Regions from separate parts of the Homo sapiens genome. Here region 2 is linked to region 1. A link is a loop called in an ENCODE intact Hi-C map of the cell type or tissue named here. Cell type or tissue: dorsolateral prefrontal cortex. All regions are shown on one strand.

The links. Peaks named below come from ENCODE experiments on the same cell type or tissue, not always from the same donor. Only the 100,000 strongest peaks of a DNase experiment are listed, where the experiment ranks them.
Region 2: it touches region 1 in a loop (11-fold over the local background); 84 of 110 quality-filtered maps call a loop at or near these places.

Annotation. Positions count from the first base shown.
Region 1 is chr5:115,097,099-115,099,598 of GRCh38, forward strand. No RefSeq gene overlaps it. Among named protein-coding and RNA genes, the nearest start is that of TRIM36, 72 kb to the right of the region's middle. In dorsolateral prefrontal cortex, CTCF peaks have their summits at 1,165 (motif pointing right) and 1,364; no DNase peak of the experiment used is centred here; H3K27ac peaks cover 858 bases.
Region 2 is chr5:115,245,349-115,247,848 of GRCh38, forward strand. All of the region lies in intron 2 of PGGT1B (protein geranylgeranyltransferase type I subunit beta), which reads right to left. Among named protein-coding and RNA genes, the nearest start is that of PGGT1B, 16 kb to the right of the region's middle. In dorsolateral prefrontal cortex, CTCF peaks have their summits at 1,213 (motif pointing left) and 1,413; no DNase peak of the experiment used is centred here.

The sequences.
Region 1 (2,500 bases):
TTTTTGTATTTTTTTAGTAGAGACGGGGTTTCACCATGTTGGTCAGGCTGGTCTCGAACTCCTGACCTCATGATCCACCTGTCTTGGCCTCCCAAAGTGCTGGGATTACAGGCATGAGCCACTGTGCCCGGCCTAATTTTTGTACTTTTAGTAGAGACAAGGTTTTGCCATTTTGGCCAGGCTAGTCTTGAACTCCTGACCTCAAGTGGTCCACCCACCTTGGCCTCAGAAAGTGCTGGGATTACAGGCATGAGACACAGCACCCAGCCTCCCTTAGCATTTCTAAGGAGTGTCACCATCCTGGCATCTTAGCACCATGGCCACACCCATACCCTCTCCATTGAGGTCTGGATCTCAGCCAGGAGACCTGACAGGCGGTAGAGGTGGTGGGGTTTGGGGATGTTTTTTTGAAATTTGCACCTTTGTTGGTGCTCTCTGTCAGTGCCAGGGACAGTGGCTATTCCCTGTAACTGCTATTTCTGTATTCTTTAACATTCTCTTTACTTCTTACCAGCCAATTCCCTGTTATTCGAATCCTTGGTCATAGTTAATACTTTAGCTTTTCCTTTTCAAATTACTGTGTGGTTTTTGTCTCCTGGTTGGCCCCTGACCAACACAGGTTGTGAGATGAAGAAGCCATTTTAACTTTCTCTCCCTGACAACAAAACCCAAATAAGCCATTTGCCTGATACCTAAGACAAACTCACATGTTGGCCAAATTTAAAAAACTGAATTCAATATCCTGACGTTGTATACAGAATTTAATACTAGCAATACTTAATACAAGTTATATAAAAAGTATAACAAGCTTATCTTTCATGAAAGACAACTGGCTGTAAATCCTATTGGCAAGATTCAAACAGTAAAATTATTAACCACTTACCACAAATGTGAAAGAAAATCTTCATGAACCAAAACTCTTCACCAAAATGAGCTGCTACTTCTAAAAGTGTCATCACCTCTACCTTATACTTACATAAGATCACAGTCCCTGGAAGTTTTCCAACTGGTACTCAAACGGGCAAGAGTTATTGTTAGCTGCAGATTGCCTAACACTGTCTAATATGTTAATTCTTTTGAGCATCCACAAATAAGTCAAATCAGATGAATAATTTGAGACTTTTGCATAACCATATTCAGCTGTGCTTTGTGGGGGTGCTCCTGGTTGGGCTACATTTCAGCACTAGGGGGCAATATCCTCACTTAGAATCTACTCTCCACTTGCACATGCCTAACACATTTTTGTTGTTGCTTTTTTCCTCCTAACTAGGGGATTTCTCAGTTAAAGAATCCAAAGAGGACATAAAATAAAATGCCATCCGAAATTCACTTGGGGGCTGTGGAAAACTTGCTCTCCAGTTATTTTTGAAAACTCTCAACAGTAGTTGCTGAATTCTGATTTTTACCTGGGCAGTTACAGCTTGTCATTTTCCATGTGAATGATTCTGTAAGCAGAGCCCAAAACTCTCATAGCCTCTGTTGTCATTGCCTATCAACCAGCCATCAAATCAAAACTATTTTTTTTCAAGAGTTAATTTCACCCAGATGCTGAATTTAAAAAGGGAGAGGTAATTTCCTTGACATTTCTAGACTTGATTAGACATAGACTAATTCAGTGGTAGGGAATGAGGGAGGATGGAAAATTTGTTAATTAAGTTTCATTAGGGAAAAGCATGAAAACAGTCTTTCTACTACCCAAATGCTTGGGAAATACTGTATATTTTTCCAGAGTTAAAGGCTCTCTCTCATATCTAAAATTGCATATATACAGGTTACCTAACAAACCACTCAACAAAGTCAGATTGCTCTTTGGGAAAACTGTCTTGGGAGAGTAACTATGAGGTTTATGGAAAGTCATAGTTTATGATAGAGGGATTTGTCCACTTCTCAAAATTAACATTTTTTGAGCATTTGTTTTTCTTTTTCTAAAAACTTTTATTATAGGTTCAGGGGTACACGTGCAGGTTTGTTATATAGATAAATTGTGTGTCATGGAGATTTGGTGCACAGATTATTTAGTCACTCAGGTAGTAGGCACAGGACCCAGTGGTAGTTTTTTTATCCTCTATCCTCCCACCCTCCACCCTCAAGTAGGCCCTGGTGCCTGTTGTCCCTTCTTAGTGTCCATGTGTACTCAATGTTTAGCTCCCACTTATAAGTGAGAACATGTAGTATTTGGTTTTCCGTTCCTAAATTCACTTACAATAATCGCATCCAGCTCCATCCATGTTGCTGCAAAGGACATGATCTTACTGTTTTCTATGGCTGTGCAGTATTCCATGGCATATATGTATCACAATTTCTTTATCCAGTCTACCATTGATGGGCATTCAGGTTGATTCCATGTCTTTGCTATTGTGAATAGTGCTGTGATGAACATAGGTGTGTGTGTGTCTTTACGGTAGAACGATTTGTATTCCTTTGGGTATATACCCAGTGATGGAACTGCTAATGGTAATTCCATTAGCAGTAAATGGTAGTTCCAAGTACTTTGAAGAAT
Region 2 (2,500 bases), 150 kb after region 1:
TTCTGAAAAGCAGCAGAAATATCAATACTTAAAAGTACCATATAAGGTTAGGAGATTATGGCATGGACACTTGGAATCAAACTCAGGATCCTATTCTTCCTATCAATGAGTTCTATAGGCAAGTAACAACCTCTCTGAGCCAGTTTCTTCCATTTTTGAACTAGTAACAATAACATATTGCAAGTAATATACTTCAGGCTTCTTGTAAAGGTTAAAGGACATGTTTAGATTGTACTTAGCAAAGTGAAACAAGGCTTAATAAACAGTAACCATTCAAAATCAGTTAATTGTATTTTATCAAAAGTGAAACAGGAAGAAATGAATAGCTTTTGTTGCAATTTATCAAGGAAAGCTTTTTTAAAGTAAAAATGTTTTTCTTTTTTTTTCCAGAAAGACTGTATACTGTCATGAAAAAAGTGTTTGGATCTTAAGCACCACGGTCACAGTATAGGGAAAAGACAATGTAGTATTTTTTGCCTTCTTCTTAATCACCTGTGGACTATGAAACTGGATAAAGAAGTTTATTCTAAAGTTTATACTTTATTCTACAGTAAGAGAATTCTCCTGTTTCTTATGAAAAGCTATGATGAAGTAACTAAGAAATCAAGAAAATTACTCATTTACTAAATTGAGTTATCAGTCACACACTTAAATCCTAATGTTTTAAAAAATGATGCTCATTAGGAGGTAACATTTTCACCACTTAATTTTTCACCACTTAGGCCGGGCGCGGTGGCTCAAGCCTGTCATCCTAGCACTTTGGGAGGCCGAGGTGGGTGGATCACCTGAGGTCAGGAGTTCGAGACCAGCCTGACCAACATGGAGAATTCTACCCCATCTCTACTAAAAGTACTAAAATTAGCCGGGTGTGGTGGAGCACACCTTTAGTCCCAGCTACTTGGGAGGCTGAGGCAGAAGAATTGCTTGAACCCGGGAGGTGGAGGTTGCAGTGAGCCAAGATTGCGCCACTGCACTCCATCCTGGGTGACAGAATGATACTCCATTTCAAAAAAAAAAAAAAAATTCACCACTTAAAAATATTTATTAGGTACTCTTTTGCGGTTTCTGTCAATATTTGTCTGCTCTTGTGTGCTTTCCTTTGGAATTCTAGTAAGCATACCTTTTCATGATAATTAAGAAAGTATACACACACAATTCATTGTAAATTTATCGCTGAATGCATACTCTGGGTACAGTATAAATTTCTTTCCAGGTTATCAAACAGCACCATCTAGTGTTCCTATTTAACAGTTGCAAAACAAACTGAAAATTCTTTGTGTGGTCTGGCTGCCCATCAGAATCAATTGCCTATTTTGAAAAAACAGAGATGCCTCTTGCATCTCCCCTCCCATGCCTGTTAAAAAGCATGAGGATAGGGCCTGGAAAATTGTATTTAAAAAGAAAAACAATCCCGGTTTGACACATAGTCAGAATCAAGAACTACTGATTTGGTAAATATACTTTTGTAGAACTATAGAGTCAAACTTGTTTATGCTGTTTAACATAAGTACTTTAGATAGCACTATATCATAAAAATTGAGGTTACTGAAGAAAAATGAAAACTGGGTAGATGAGAAAGGCAGCAAAAATGGGAGTATGTACATGGATGTAATATGTGTGTGTGTTTATGTGTAAGTATGCAGGAAGTGTGTTATTAGAAAATATAATGTATCTATAGTTATCAACTATAAGGAAGAATAATTCATTTATTTGCACGTTTGTACATGAAAATTTATTAAGCTGACTCTTGCCTGATGACTGAGTCATATGTCACTTTAAAACTTAGTGTTTTACTATTAAGCTCATAAAACCAACTATATGTCAAGCATTGAAAGATAGTACATTTAGATATTCTTTAAAAAACGGTTATAAACTTATGGAATATAAAAGTTTGAGAGTTTAAAGAGGTTTATTTTAATCAGGGGAGTTGCTTTTCATAAAAAGCAATAAACTGTATTGTGAAATATAAAATTGCATTCAAAATTATATTTAGGTATAATAAAGGACAGCTCTTGGGCCAAAATATCACCATACTATTAATGATGATTATGCTTCTTAAATATATTTCAAAACTGATTTGCTCATGTTCTTAACTTCTTAACTTTCTAATCCTCATTTTAAAAGTTTTTGCCCTAAGCAAACAGAATTCAAGTGAGGAATGTGGCTACTTTCTGATTTTAAAATGAACATTTATATTTTATGGATAGAGAAATAATTCCACATAAATCTCAAGAAACACAATTTCCTAGTAAGAAGACATGCCTTACACAACTCCTTAAGGATGTCAAGAAAGTAATGAAACAAGGTAAATGAAACATTCAATAGCTAAAAAAAAAATTTTAAATATACCTATTTTCCACATTTCACACATTTGTTTTAGAATTGGACCTACACCAATTAAAGAAAAGGCAGACAGGAGATATTCTTTCACAGAGATTAGAGACTTAATAATATTTCCCTCAACAAGATAGCAAATTGAGAATTCAGAATTGCAGCTGAA